Linked DNA regions of Mus musculus: region 2 is linked to region 1. The links are chromatin loops, found by intact Hi-C in ENCODE. Cell type or tissue: left cerebral cortex. All regions are shown on one strand.

The links. Hi-C counts contacts between places; a loop is a spot of excess contacts. Peaks named below come from ENCODE experiments on the same cell type or tissue, not always from the same donor. Only the 100,000 strongest peaks of a DNase experiment are listed, where the experiment ranks them.
Region 2: a loop joins it to region 1, with 2.4 times the contacts of the local background. A loop is called at or near these places in 3 of 42 quality-filtered maps.

The regions. Positions count from the first base shown.
Region 1 is chr8:11,723,784-11,731,783 of GRCm38, reverse strand. Arhgef7 (Rho guanine nucleotide exchange factor (GEF7)) reads right to left here and starts at 3,726. Exons shown (of 22, transcript NM_001372321.1): 1 at 3,368-3,726. The coding sequence starts at 3,532. In left cerebral cortex, no CTCF peak of the experiment used is centred here; DNase peaks (open chromatin) are centred at 1,775, 3,067, 3,534, 3,984 and 1 more place; H3K4me3 peaks cover 2,299 bases; H3K27ac peaks cover 1,660 bases.
Region 2 is chr8:11,775,581-11,783,580 of GRCm38, reverse strand. It overlaps Arhgef7 (Rho guanine nucleotide exchange factor (GEF7)), which reads right to left. Exons shown (of 22, transcript NM_001372321.1): 3 at 2,342-2,426; 4 at 926-1,056. Among named protein-coding and RNA genes, the nearest start is that of Arhgef7, 52 kb to the right of the region's middle. In left cerebral cortex, no CTCF peak of the experiment used is centred here; DNase peaks (open chromatin) are centred at 6,244, 6,588, 6,909, 7,950 and 5 more places; H3K4me3 peaks cover 604 bases; H3K27ac peaks cover 2,760 bases.

The DNA of each region.
Region 1 (8,000 bases):
GGCACTGAGGCTGTCGTGCTGGTTGTTTGTTTTGTTTTTAGAGAAAGATTTTAAAGTTGGGGGTGAGCATCTAGAAAGACTTGGAGGAGAGAAAGAATATGATTAGAGTATATTTAAATTTAAAATTTGTTTTAGATAATTTTAAAAAATGCCAAAAGTTGGCTCCCACAATGTCAAGTAGGTTAAGAAAGTTCTTAAAAGTTGATTGAGATCAGCTGTGGTTGGATTACGCTCCACAAAATTCACACATGGGGGGGCCCAGCCCCCCAGGACCTCAGAATGTGGTTTTACCTGGTGATGGTCACTCGGGAGGTAATTGGGGAGATGCCCTCATACCAGGTAGAGGACGTACGGTGGATTTGGACAGAACGGATTTGCCCACAGTGAGAACTTCATATAACACAGGTGTGCTTCACAGGTGTGCTTCCACAAACTTAGGGATCCCTGAGCGTATGAGAAAGGCCTGGGCAAGTGGCAAGTGTCCCAGCATATGTAGGAAGCACATGCCATACCTTGGTCACGAATTTCTGGCCACCAGACCACGAAACAAATGCATATATGGTGGGGAGGGACCCCTGGTTTCAGTTACACTCCCAAATCCTGGTGACCCCAGTTCTCCCACAGAGAATGCCATGTGGACTGCACACAGCTTCCCTGACCCATTCAGGGACACACAGTAGGAACAAAGTTCCTGGAGGCTTTTAGGGAAATTAAGCAACTTTGTACACTGCGTCCACGAGTAAAATTAAAACAGCATTTTAGCACAGATTATGCTTGGTGGTTTTCTATCCTCTAAAATTCCTGCATCTAGGGTGTGCCTCCTTTGGACAAAATAACCTAGAAGTGTCTGAAGCAGGAGTTTACTAAGGATGGTGCTGCCAAGGCTCAGGGACCCGATGGCTAAGACAGGTTTGGGATCAGAAAAGGGAGGGAACAGGATGGGACCAGCTCAGGCCTGACTCTTCAGAGAACAATCAAAGGGCAAAAGTTTGATCCCCAGAGCTGGGGAAACTTGCCAATCCCAGCCTCCCTCTTTCCTGCAACCAAGAGCCGTGGCAGGCAGCAGGCAGCAGTTAGCAGAACCCCTTACCACCAGTCTGTAGCTCACTCCTCTCGCCTCCAAAGAGAAGTAAACACAGAGGCTTCAGGAAAGGGACCCTAACCCACCATTTTCTTTGCCTGAGCTGGAGCTCAAGGAATGTCCCGTCCCCGCTAGCCAACCCAGTTGTGAAACACAACAGGACGTGCTCTTAATAAAAGACACATGGGAAGCCTTCCTTCGGCACTCATTCCCAGGCCTGGACTCCATTTTAAACTCATGAACTTGAGAAAGGGAAGTCCTACGCTGCTCACAACCCTCCAGTGTCAGCATGCCCACGTAGCAATGGGTCCAGCTAAGACCCTTCACGTGCCGCACATAAGTTCAGCTCTGTTTCCAGGCATTTCCTTTTTAAGGAGAGAGGGTCTCCCTCTGGCATTCCAGCACGGAAGCAAAAGCTGCCCCACACATGTGCTTCAAGACAAATGTGATTCCATGCAGGCATTCATTGCCAAGTGCGGATGACTTCATGGCAGATGCAAACTCGTGGAATCCAGAATTTCAGACAGTGGCTGATGGTTTACTCCCCACAAATACCCCTCACTCAAGAGCCAGGGACTATCTGTACAGGGTCATCAGCCTTCAAAAAGAGAGTTAAAACAACACCGACCCAAGAGATTTCCACTCGACTGTAGTTTCAGAATGTTTGAGACCAATCTAGCTGCCAGAGGCTAGCCCTTTTTATTCATCTCTCTCTGTGTTGTGTCAGAGATGAAAGAGGCGCTGCAACTTCCTCACGGGATCTTTCTAGAATTTAAAATAGAATATGAATTTTTGAAGTTTGCCTGACCACATCAACGCTGCAAACATGTCACGTGACGTGTTCATGGATGGGAACATGTCCATTGACATAGCACAGGAATCTTTTTACAGCTTTGCCTCAGAAACAGAACAGGGTTATCTTTAAGAACCTTAGCATGTGTCTCACTCAGACGTCTGTCTTTTATTATCACCAATGGCCAGGGGACAGCCGGGTTTTCTCAGTGTCTGGCAAGTCACACCCTGCTCTCTTCAGTCGTTGCATCTTAAAATTGTAACTTTATTGATCTGCCCCACTTATAAACAGTGTTTCCCACATCAGTTAGTCCTTCTAAGATGCATGTCGTTTTCAATACAATGTTCAAGAAAACACCTAAAACCTGTGGTACGCATGTGGAACTCATGGTAAATGTTTTCTGACACTGCAGCATGCCAATTTATGAATACAATTAGAATTTCTGCTTTTTCAGGTCACTTAATATGCATTAACAGAGTGTCCTGCCTAGGGCCTGTCTGTGTGTATGTGCATGTGTGTGTGTGTGTGTGTGTGTGTGTGTGTGTACTCCATTAAGAAGTGTTACTTCTTCCTAATTATGGGACACTTCCATTTCTGTACTTAACACCTTTTAAATTACTAAGGATCTTAAGTTTTCTTGTAAACTGTGTATTGGCATAATCTTGAACACAGGACTTTATTATTTTTTGACCTATAAAACATGGTTGTTCTTAGAAGTGCTCCCAACCCCTGACCCGGCCCGCTCTGTGAGCTTACAAACGAAAACAAACTTTGGTCACCCAGAGCGGTGGTCAAGGTTCACACTGCAGAGCCAGGGAGCCAGCAGCCAGCAGCAGCAGGCAGACAGCTCCAAATCTAGCAGGCAGTGAGGATAAAAATTCTGACCCATCCCCAAAGAAATCGGGCTTCAGCACCCTGTGTGCGCTGTTCTGCAGGCTTGGCTGAGTGAAGAATCCCTTGATGGGGAAGGCAGTAAGTCATTTCACAGCTCGGCCCTCCCTTGGCTTTTGATGCATCCTTTAAACATGCCCAGCCACCGGTCCATTCAACGCAAGAGTCAGACTGCAAAGGCAGCGACGAAACCGTTCAAACAAAGCCATCGCAGAAAGCTGCGCGGCACAGAGACGAGGTTTTCCGATCGGTGTCGGCGAGGGGCGAAGCCGACCTCCCAACTTCACGTTAGGGTGGAGCAGAACCCCACCGCCGCCGGCACAGCCAACTCTCCTTCTCGTGACCCCGAGCCGGCCCCGAGCGTCACCGCGGCCCCCTCCGCTGTCTGTGCTCTCAGGGCGGGTCCCCTTCCCGGCGCCCCGCACACAATGGCGCCCCGAACTCCCGCCGCCGGTCCCCGCGCCTTGCGCGCCGCCGGGTCCGCGCACAAAGGAGGGCGCGCGGGCCCCGAGCCGGCGCGCGCCAGGTGCTCCCGCGCGCCCCGCCGCCCGCCGCCCGCCCGGGCCGGGGACCCACCCGAAGACCGTGCCATGGCCACTTACTTTCTCGATGGTCCCGGGCAGCAGGCGCTCCAGCAGCCGGCATAGGACCACCCCGTCCTTGAGCGACGCCTGCAAGAAGACCTCAGGGTCCGAGATGGTTTTCTTGGGCGACTCCAGCACGCCCAGGGTGATGAGCCACGTAACGGTCTGCTCGGCAGAATTCATCGCTGCGGCGGCTCGGGCTGCGCGCACAGAGGGGGCGCCGCGCGCGATCACCTCGGAGCGGCCCGGGCCGCGGCCACCCGCGCCCCCGCCGCCTCCGCGCCCATGGGCGGCCGCGCGCCGGCGATTGGCCCGGCCGGCCCAGCAGGTCCCGCTCCGCTCCGCGGGCTCGCGCGCGCCCTGGCCCGCTGTCAAGTGCCTTTTCATTAGCGGCGCAGGAACCTGCGGGCGCCCGGCACCGCCCCCGCCGCCGCCCCCCGGCCGCGGCCGCCGTCGCCCGATGACATCACCGGAGAAGAAAGACGCGGCGGCCGCCCGCGCGCACCCCGCGCCAGCCCCGGCGCACGACAGCTGGCGCGCCCCCCGCTCACCTGCGCCGCCCGCGCGCCCCGGGGCTGCGCGCCTTTGTGGGTAGGGCGGCGCGCGATTAGTAAGCGCTTCCCAGAATGCTCTCTTGAGCTAGCCCGCCGACTGCGGGGCGCGGGCGTCTCTTCGCCACCTCGCCAGCCGGCGGGGATGGCACGCACATGCTCGTTAGATCTGTGACCAGATGGGTCTCACTCGGGCAGGAACGAGCGTCGGGAACGCGGGCGCGATGCTAAGCGGCTGGCTGCAAGGCCACTGGAGGCGGGGGGCGGGAGCGGAGATGGGGGGCGGCGGGCGCGGACGACCTTAGTAGCCAGAAGCCTTGCATGACTCCTTGTGAAATTGACGGTGACGTGTCCAGCGATCAAGAGCACATCGCAACCTCGGGTGGGTGTCCGCTGGAAAGCGTGCTGTCCACGCTTAGGCCCAGAACTTGGGCGTCCTCTTCCAGCGCAAAGGATGTGTGACAGGAGCCTTGGGGGAAGGGGGGAGTAGGTGAGGGCTCACCGTCAATCGACACATATTTCCACTTACTCCCGCCACTGGTCCTATGCTTTCCCTGCTGGCTGGCACTCCTCGACAGTTTAAAATAAAGCTTGCAGTGTCCCAGGAGACCTTTCCCCTGGGCCAGGCACGCACGTTCATCCAGTAACTGCTCAAGGCTAGAAGCCATGCGATGCTGTCAATTAAAAACAAAAAACAAAAACAAAACAAAAAAATGATCACAGGTTCGACTCTCTTCTCTGCATTCTCCAGGTGCTTCCATCACCACCATCGATTGCGTTTAATAGCATCTTCTGGCTAAATGACTACATTTCTGTTCCAGACACAAACAAAGCATTAAAATAGTGTGAAGTTTGTTGAGGGCCAGCTTCTCTGTGGTGGCAGCTGCCTTCAGAGCAGCGCTAGCCAGCCCTAACCAACCACTGCTGCAATTACGGTGTCTTTACCACCGACAGACCCAAGCCTCACTTTTTGTCCATTTTCCTGGTTACATATGAGAGGTACCCTGCCCTAGGAGCCCCACATCAGCCAGTTTCCCATCTTGCTTCCCTGTGGAGGTCCAGAGAGTGGCAATGCAAAACTGATCACCGACGCCCGAGTCTATCGACCAAAGCTGCTCAACCCGGAAGAAGCTTTCCCTAGTGCTGAATTGAAAAATTTACTCGTTACTATTTTTAAATCCTGTTAGACTAGGTCTGGCCTTATCACGCAGTACACAAAGATAGCTACATATATTGACTGTCAAGTGGCCCTAAGGAAGCCAGGCAGAGGCCGACTTAATAGACAGAGGAAGTTGGGAACCAACGGTCAGACTGGACCATTGACTACACCCGTTCATTCTGGAAAAAAAGCCCCTGAGCTGCTAAATGATAACCTTACAGATCACCTTCTTTTAACCCCAGTACACGCTAATTTCGAATCATTATTTGGAGGAGATCCTAGAAAGTAGCCCTGCTCACAACTGTGTCATTGAGGAGCTTCGCTGAGCACTTCTGGTGTCCAAGGTGAACCCTTGGTCAAATTTCCTTGGCATTTTCTAAATCCCTGCTACAAGACTGAGGAGAGGAAATGCCCTTCTCCCCATGGGTAGAGAAACACCAACTGGAATGTCAGAAGCCCTCACTCCAGCCTGAGCCTCCTGGAGAAGTGGATTAGCCATCTTCCCTACATACCTGAGCCAGTACCCTGTGATGGATCTCTCCTTAAACAAGCAGCTGATTGGCTGATATCGATGGATAATAGATGATTGACAGACAGGTGGTAATTGCTGGATTAATAGATGTTAGCTAATACACTTGGACACCTAAGAATGTACCCTTTACTGCTGTGTGATATTCTGTGGCTTCATTTCTTTGGAGAACCCTAACGCAGTACATGTGCCAGCATGGTCTCCGCTGATGAGAGATGTGGCTTCCTTCAGGCTCCTTTCTTGTGTGGCTACTTCCTAGGGTCCCCTCCAACATACCTGCCTCAGTCCAGATTCATAGTGTCAATGCTGGCTAAACAAGGACATGGGAAGGTTGGATATGGCTGCAGTGATAAGCAGTCATCAGTCATAGCATAGCTTTTGCTCCTTACCCGTCGATCACCCCCTGGGCATTGGTGTACCCCCACTAGGTCCTGGATTATTTCTTGAGATTGCCATCATCTTCAAGAAATAAAGTAGCTCAAAACAGCAGGAATAAGTTGTATTATAGTTCAGAGGCTGAAATCATTGAGCATCTGAATGGCTGGTCCCTCATAGAGGTGTGTGTGGGGATTTGTCAAGGTCCCCTCTTGTCTCTGCAGGGGCCACTCGTCTTTGGACATCCTTCCTTGGCTCACACATTAACTCCCCAATCTCCATCCTGACTTCTCATGGCATGTGCGTCCTTTCTATGCCTAGGTCTAAACATCCCTGTCCTTGGAAGATGCCAGTCACAGGGGAAACTACCCTCTCTGACCCAGGATAACTCCATCTTGATGACATATAGAGACCCTGCTTCCAAATAAAGACCCACGTATGGGTACTGGGAGTTACGGCTTGGACATGCTTGTTGGGGCATACCAACCCCAAATCAGATCGTCTGAGTTGCCCCCAGCACCCCACCTCAGGTACATCTCACTGGGGGAAGGGACGGAGCTTCCCACCATCGGTCAGAAGGTGATGGTGCCCAAGGACACTCTGATATGTGTCTGGCTCTACAGGCGCTGATGTGGAATCCTTCAGAAGGGTGGCTCCTTCGGGAATCCAACCATCACCGTTTGTGACTCAGGGCCAGTCTCTGGAGAGTCTCCATGAGGCCCTTGGGTTATGATTCCAACAGAGAGATCAAGGTGAGAAGCTACCTACTCCTGATGCTCCCTCATTTCAGCATCCTGAGCTGCAGAAGTGCATCCTGGATTCATGGAATCTGAGGGATTCATCATTGTGGCTGTTCCTATTCCCTCTTGCTTTCATCTTTTTTGTCTGTTTGTTTGTTTTTTCATTTTTAAATTTTATTTATGAATGCACACCAGAAAGAGGGCATCAGATCCCATTACAGATGGTTGTGAGCCACCGTGTGGTTGCTGGGAATTGAACTCAGGACCTCTGGAAAAGCAATAGGTGCTCTTAACCACTGAGCCATCTCTCCAATCCCTCTATTTGTTTTTTGAGACAGGGTTTCTCTGTGTAGTCCTGGCTGTCCTAGAACTTACTCCATAGGCAAGCACCACCACCATCCCCCAAGTTCATTCATTCATTCATTCATTCATTCACTGAGACAGGGTCTCATGGAGCCCAGGCTGCCCTAGAAAACAATCATGAAGTTATCCCCCTGCCTCTGCTTTTCCAGTGCTGGAATGACAGGTGTGTGCCACCATTCTGTTCTATGCGGAGCTGAGAATTGAACCCAGGGCTTTGTGCATGCTAAGCAAAAACTTTACCTAATGAGTCCCAGCTCCAGCTTGCCTTCCTTTGTCTCTCCATGTCTGCTGCAGGACGCTCGCTCACACATATGGGCATCCCATCGGTGACATCACAGCTTTTGCTCCTGACCTGCCTACCAAAAGTATGTTGTACCTGAACATGAGCCTGTAATCCCACTATTTATTGGGAGGAAGAGGCAAGAAGATCAGGAGTTCAAAAGCAGCTTGGCCCTATCTCTCCCCACCCCAAAGATGTTTACTAGCAATTGCCTAAGAAGACAGGGATCTTAAGTCCTCTCCTGGACTGAGGGCAAATTTTCTGGCTGGCCAACAGATCTAAAAGCACGTCTTTGTGTGGGACAAAGTTTGGGCAGGTCTGTGTAGCCTGTAAAGGCTGTTTCCAGAACTCAGGGACCCTCGTCTGTGCCTCAAGCCCACCATGCACAGCATCTGTGTGCCCTACCCCAGCTCCAGAAGAAGGGGGAGGGAAGGGCAAGATGCAATGTAAAGCCCGTGCCACCTACACAGAGAGACTCTGAGGTCCTCTGTCCAAAACCCAGGTGTTACACTGCTCCTGACAGCAATCAGAATTCTGGGTAACTGCCCTGACTGAACTCTCAGTCCCCTGCAAGTCCCCAGGATACCTCACTTGTTCCAAGACTCCACCCCTTCCCCCTCCCATTCTGCTCCCACTCCCTCTGGAGAGAGCCCT
Region 2 (8,000 bases), 52 kb before region 1:
AGTTTCACATTTCCTCTTGGGGAACAAGGGCTGCCATCCCCCCAACAGCACCAGGACAGAGGCTGCAACCTCCTCCCCCACACACACATTCTCAGTCCAGGGCAGCCAGAGCTGACTGAGGAAGGCTTAGGAAGCAGGCTTTAGGCAGAGAAAGAGCTGACTTCAGTCTTCTGCTCTAAGGGAGTTGCACGGCTTAGCAGGTGCCCCCACCACGCAATCTTTCCAGCCAGTGGGATGGATGGCAGTCCCGATTCCCCAAGAGTCTCAGAGAAACTGGAAGCACTCCTGCTATGAGTCAAATGAGCAAGTCCTTCCAAAGGCTTAACAGGACACGGTTTCCCATGTGCTCTAACGTAACTCAAAAAGGAAGTTGTGGGGTCTGCTAATGGGATCTTAAGGAGTTCACGAGATTGAGTTTGGGTGGCTTCAGAGGGATGTAAAAAACAAAAAGAGGCGTAAGGATACAGCTGAACACAGCCCTGAGCGCCTCTGAGTGCTGTGCATCCTCACTGTAGTGCCTGCCCCACAACCTGGGGCCTGCCCTGTTCTCCTGGCAGCAGGCTCCTGAATCATGCTCTCTCTGTGGAGCCAGGTTTATGCATAAAGGTGATGTTTATTCTCAAATTCATGTGCACAGCGAGCGATTACCTGAGGGCTGGATGTCAAAGCATTCACCTCTCTAGAGAAGCAGCTGCAGCCTTCAGGATAAACCCAGATAAGCAAGTGTCCAAGAGCACTTGGCTCAGTATCTGTGGAGTCCAGTGAAAAGCACATGCCACCACACACAGCAGGAGCCACCCAGCAACGCCAGGAGCCCAAGGTGTCCCACATCCCGTCTGCATGGGCTCACGGATCCTCCCAAGCACTTTTGCAGACCCTTGTGCCCAAAATGTCTTTGAATCAAAAAATAAAACATCTTACTTACCAAGCTTCGGTACTGGCTCTGAAGCAATTTTGAAGTCCTACTGTGTGAAGACTGGGATCCCAGGGAATCAAAAGACTTTATCCGATGGGACGAAGGCCGAGCACACACAGAATCACTTCCTAGTCCAATGTCTGAAAAGGTGGAACACACACAAGAAGTGCTGAAGGCCTGATACCATGTGCCTTCAACACACACTGGGTCTAAAACCGGGCCAGTGTGGAGGGACACACCAGAAGTCCACAACAAAGCAGGCCATTCACACTAACAAAGAGCAGATTCTTCTGCTCCGTAAATGACGCGGTCATCCCCCAATTACCTCTCCAGGAGCAGTCTGCAGACGACTGACTTACTGGTTCTCTAATGTCATTCACGCCAGTCTATAGATGTCTGGAACAACAGGAACTGCTCAACGAGGAACTGCCAGGCACTTAAGTCTCCAGCACACAGCACACATGCCCTTCTCCAAGACCACACGCCACACAAGCCACACCGTGGAGGCAGGGATGAACAGCCACATGTCATATAAGCCAGTCATGTCTGAAGACAGCACACACAGAAGTAGCTGGCAGAGGCTACCCAGGCATGCACCACAGCACAGCCCACCGCTGACCAAAAATCATTGTGGGACTCAAGGCCACACTAAACAAGGGACTTGGAAACCAACTGTACTGGCTGGTTTTGTGTGTCAACTTGACACAGCTGGAGTCATCACAGAGAAAGAAGCTTCAGGTGAGGAAATGCCTCCATGAGATCCAGCTGAAAGGCATTTACTCAATTGGTGGTCAAGGGGAGGGAGGGCTCATTGTGGGTGGGACCATCTCTGGGCTGGTAGTCCTGGGTTCTATAAGAGAGCAGGCTGAGCAAGCCAGGGGAAGCAAGCCAGTAAGTCACATCCCCCCATGGCCTCTGCATCAGCTCCTGCTTCCTGACCTGCTTGAGTTCCAGTCCTGACTTCCTTGGTGATGAACAGCAGTATGGAAGTGTAAGCTGAATAAACCCTTTCCTCCCCAACTTGCTTCTTGGTCATGATGTTTGTGCAGGAATAGAAACCCTGACTAAGACACCAACATTGTGAGTGGTAAGGAGTGTGAAAGTACCACATGCTCTGAATCTTAACCGTGTACCAGTGAAGACACAGCCACACCCCAGCAGTGGCACAGCCCAGTGTTCTGAACCAACAGCCCCCACTCCTGCTGTAAAGTCAGGAGGCAGGAGATGCAGGGCTCAGGGAAAGGGCAGCTGAGGAGTGAAGGCTCCCTGCACCAGGAAGTGCTGCCCCAGCACTCACAGACCACCATCAGCGGAAGGTGAAATGCCAAATGAACAAATGAACAAAGGCTCATTTTACCTTGAGGACAGAAAACCAAAGCCATGAGCCTTCACATCCTCAATGGGAGGACACCTAAAGAGTCTTACCTGCTGTCACTTTATTTAGTGTCACCAAGGAGCTGAGGACCTTGTTAAAGTTCTGCCCCTGATACAAATCATTTGCATCAAAAGTCTGAAAGAAGAAAATAAAGCAAGAAAATTAGTACTGAGTTTTATGCTAGCACAGAATAAACAAAACTCCCGACAATATGTGGTTTCACATGGTCAGCAGCATTGTCTGAAAAACCCAAGAGACAGCACAGCCTCCAAGTGGCTCCCTGGGAAAGGAGTCCATTGGAAGTCCCTTGTGAGGATCTCCTTATGGGGCATCAAGCCCTTGGAAGAGCACCAAACCTAACTCGGCTCCCTTTAGTACCCAGGTGAGGCGAAAGCCAGGATGTGGGCCAGGAGCCAACAGTTAATGGTACCCAGGAAAGGCTCATGGTAGCTTGTAATCCTCTCTCCTTAGACCATAAAAGCCCATGGACATGCCAAGGATGCTCTCTTCCAGCATGGAAGGGAGGTAAACTAAATTCACCCCACTGCACACAAGGACATGCAGACACAGGGAAGCACAGAGGATGACAGCCAACGGGTGGGAGATAAAGCGGATCCCAGAGGAGAGACAGGGTAGGGCCTCTGAGCAGAGTTCTGAAGAACCTAGGCTATAGGCAGCCCACTCTGACCCGGAGTTAGTCACACCACAAGCTTAAGGCAGGAAGAGAAGATGCATGAGCTAGCCTGATTATAAGACATCTGAAAACCAAATGTGTGTGAGCATACGTGTATGTGTACCAGTGTGTGTGCATTTGTGTGTTATGTGGATGTACCACCAACCTAAATCTAGGAGAGAGAACATACAAAAGATGACCTGGTTAACCACGTCTGGCTTTTGTTTGGAGGCTCGAGAGCGTGTGTGTGTGTGTGTGTGTGTGTGTGTGTGTGTGTGCATGTGCATGCTTGCAGATATGCTAAAACACTGACATTCTGATAACCAAATCCTCCAACACTGTATCCTAGAAAAACCTCACTGGTACAAATTATAGAAAGAAAAGCCTGGATGCCAAAATATATCCCGTATTGTTTCTCTCTTGAAGCAAACTGGAACCATCTTGGTTCTCTGCCTGGGATGAACACCTATGGGCTGGCACTGTACCTCGCCCTCCTCGCCTCCATCTGCAGTCTTTCTCAGTGCCAGGAACTCCCTCCTCCGCCCCCTTCCTGCCTCCCACACCCTACCCCCTTCCCCTTCCTGCTGAGCCTTACTCATCTTCCTTCCTGAAGGAGAGGAGCAGGCCTGAGCCTTCCTGAGCTCCAGAAATCCCCCAAGTACACTGATCACAAGGAAAACTTTGTGGCCAGTGTTGATGTGTGCATTCCACTCTAGAGCGTAAAGCCCAAAGAAGCAGACCAGACCACACATTTCACACTGCCTAGTTAATGCATACCTGACCAGGACTCCGTGGATCTGTGGGGCACTCATCCAGAGAGTCAGATGTAGCTCAAAAAAGAGGCTGAGGGTCAAAACTGTTCTAAAAAGGATGTTGCTGAAAGCTCCCAAGAACCAAACCAAAGCACAAACGGTAATATGTCAGGAAGCCCTCTGAGCCTCCAGGCTGAGCCCTCAGAACCTTTATGACTACAGTCTTGATTCCTGGGCTGTAACACCTGTGCCCAACAGAAAGCCAGTCCAAATGAGAACTCTGTCTAAGCTTACCTCCCTCCCTGTTCAGATTTTTAAGAGTCCCATATGAGTTAAGTTATATCTTTTTAAAGAATAAAATGACTGTCCTGCCTAGGCCTGTTTTCTCATGCAAACGTGAAGCCCCCTGAGTTATAAACTGCTGCAGCGATGGTCTATCCTTCAGCTCTCAGTTCTAACCCTGTGCCTGGAAGACTCAAGCTACGGCATAATCCCCAAGAAACACACACACAAATGTCCACTAACCTTCATTATGGCAAGGCAGCAAGTCACAAACCCCAGAACAACAGGATGTGAAATATGGGAAGCTTCCTGTTATTCCAGGATTATATAGCTCTCCTACCCAGATACCACGGAGGACCTGACTGGCTGCATCTGCCTGCCAATGGGCTTCAGCATGACGTCAGAACTCAGTGAGCCTACCACTACCTTCCTCCTCAGGAAACCCAACAATAAGAAGAGACAAAACAGAAGGCATACTCTAAGCCTAAGAGCATTCAGACAGGACTGCTTTTCCAAGGAGCAGAAAGGACTACTTCACTAAACAGCAATCTAAACAACAAAAAGCAAAAGTCCTTTAGTTCAGAGAGCATTTGTGCCAAAGGAACCAGGAGAGAGGCCCGGGACCTTCCCTGAAACAGCTTTCATAAACCAGCCAGTAACACACAGAAACTGCGCCCAGAGCCATGAGGTGTCCAGGACAGAACACACAGCCTGGATGCACACTGGGCTAACAGCGCAGGCTTGCAGGGAGGCTGGCTTTCACAGTGCATGGAAGGTGTAGGCCACCGTCACCATGTAGACCAGAAGTGCACATCTGCCTGCCCATCTCCTGCCATGACGGTCCATCTATCCAGGTTTAGTAGAAGCCTGTGACCCTGGATCCAAGGCCAAAACTAACCACATTTCCAGATCTTCAAAGACTATAGTCTATCTAGTCTTCTAGACTAGTCAATCTGACCTAGCTGCCACCTCCTGCCATAACTTCTTCCAGACCTCTCAAGTGCTCTGCCTGGGCATACTCCTTATTTTATGGTTAGTAATGGTATCCAAATGCAGTGTCAGGCTTAGCTCGTGTACAAGAGCATGAAACAGGAAAAATGTGGCATCAACTGCCCAGTGTCTACCTGATAAGTTGTCACCATTAAGGTGATCCTGTGGGCTGGCATGAAGGTGCCTGCTCACATGCGGCCCCAGATCTTCTGAGCAAACTGTAACACTGTCTCAATCAAAACAACAGGAGGACACACAGAAGCCTACCTACCTGGCACAGTTGCTAAGAACGGATCCACCCCAGAACTGTCCTATCAGGACACAATTTTCTGACCTCCTCCATCTCTAACCCAGGCTTACTGCAGCTGTAAGACTTTTCCTCACTACAGTTCCCAGATTAGTCTTCATCCTGCAGGCACACAAACACTGGCCTAACTGGGGCTGGGACCCATCACATGGAGTTCCAGGTGTCTTGTGGGGAGGGTCAACAAGCCTCTGACCCGGTTCCTCAAATGAGACCGGACAGGCCCAAGTGGAGCTGCTGTGGAGAATGACAACTAGCTCCAGGCAGCAGAACTGGTCAGAGAAGCCTCTGCTTTAAGCACAGGGGTGGGGGAGTTGTCCACAAGCAGTGTCCATCAGCAAGGTGAGGCCTCCAACTCCAAACAAACAGGACTTCCAGAAACATCAGACCATCTAGAACAAAAGCACTTTTAACACAGTACCTCCTCCTCTCAGGACGCTGTGACGCAAAATAAAGGTGATTTTGAGTAGGTACTGGCACACTCCTCAGCAACAAGGGTCCCTTCCACCCCAAATCTAAAACACAGCACTTATACAGTGTTGGCAGCTAATGCTCCACAGAGACTCAGAAGAAAGAAGGGAGGGAGGGAGGGAGGGAGGGAGGGAGGGAGGGAGGGAGGGAGGGAGGGAGGAAGGAAGGAAACCCTAATGTATGCTAATTTGCTGTGAGGAGCATTCCTTCCCAGAGGACCCCACTGCGTCCTTCAGTAGGTGACAGACTGTGAGGCAGAAGAGGACAAACACCCAGGTGAACTCTTCTACCCTGGCCTGTACTACACTCTCCACAGTGTCACCTCTGGGCAACTGGGCAAGCGCACGTGTCCACAGCCACGCTCTACACACAAGAGTGTGAAGAGCAAAGCCCTGCAGTGTCGTATCTGCCAGCGTTCAGAAGCAGCTTGCTGCAGGAATGTGGGTCACAAGGGAACAGCACTGCAAGGCTGGCGGGAGGAGACCAGGACTCCTTGTGTCCTCACCGCAAAGGTAAAGGAAGCCAGGGCCCAGCCTTGGAAGCCATGTGTGCCATGCATTAGGAGTCATCAGTGGCGTCCACATCAGCAGACATGAGAACGCTCCTTGAGGGAGAACAGTGCCTCAAGACTACCAAGATATAAGCCAACCTAGACAGAGGCAGGAGAGCCCACAGGAACCAACATGTAGACACCGCATAGAATTTAAAATCCAGAAGGCTCAACAGCGCAGACACACAGACAGAGCCTATCCAGACACTCGTGCTGATGTCCTGACCACACAACTGATGCGATACACCCTGAGATACTAAACTAAAAACAAACCAAGCTGGGTGACTCAGACCTAAATGACTAAAAGGCATCCTTATCTGGCTGGCTACACCTAGGAAGTGCCAGGGAAAGGTGTCTCTCCTCCGCCATCTCAATAGGAATGGAGACCCTCTCACAGGACAGACTGACCCAACACCTTGACATCAATCAGTTCCGCCACAAGAGGTTTATGAGGAAGCTATACTCATTCATTCTCTCTCTCTCTCTCTCTCTCTCTCTCACACACACACACACACACACACACACAAGTCTTGGCAGATATTTCTGGAGTGTTGCTTGCAAGGTTTAAAATTATACTTTTGTCCTACCATATTGTCAGGCAGAATCTGTGATTTCAGAACAAGACTGACTGACAATGAATGGTAAGTAAGTGGTGCTATTTAAGTATAATGCAAATGGTCCACACTGATCAGACAGTGAGATCCAGCCCTGGCTCCTCATCTTCCAGGCTCCTGCAGATTTTGAGCTTACGTCCACCTACTGCTCCTCAGGGATAAAGACAGAGCTTCATAACAATTACAACGCTCTCACCTAAGATGACCCTGAACAAGCTACTGTCCTTTAAGATAAGAATTGAATCTTATTCCGTTGTGGATCCTCTTCCTCAACATGCAAACACTATGGCAGGGAACATACTCTTAAGGACAAAGTCAATTATCTTTGGTAATTTCCAGGAGGGCAGTCAGAACACAGTCACACTGCTGGCCAGGCACCCTTCCCAGGCCTAGGAGAGACCATCATAAAGCACAGCTAGGCAGTGACAGCATCCAGTCACGACAGAGTGGAGATAAGCTTGCTGAGGGTAAATGTCACAGCAGTGCATGCAAAGGCTAGATCTTACAGTTCAAACCATCTTACACGTGGGGAAATGAGCTCTGACTCAGGCCATCTGAACTCTGCCCTCGACAGTACACTGCCAGCCAAGGAGGGGAGTGCGATGCTGCAGATACCAGGAGGCGGTGCAGTCACACAGGTCACACAGGCCCCTTACAGCCGCTATCCGTCCCTTATCTCTACTTGGCAAAGCACTGCCTGCCCATCACTAGACCTGAACCCAACCACAGCAGGACCTGAACAGAGTTGTGACAAATGCTTAGGCTAAACCTAAGGGAAGTGACAACGTCTACAGCTCTAAAAGGCAGTGAGAACACTGCAATGACAATGGCCAGGCTTGGACAAGTGTTTCAAGACCCACTGCAAACACTGCTCCCCTTCCTCCTACAGCACGCTAAAGTGAGAAGTGGAAGATTTTAAATGGGGGAGGGGCTGTGAGCAGTAGGCATCAGATTTTAGAGGACTACTGGGGGAAGCAGATGGGTTCTGAAAATCCTAACAGTTAGGAACAGTCCCATGAAGCCACGCAACTGCACCCACAGGCCATTTTGCAGAAGGTGAACAGCACCTAAGC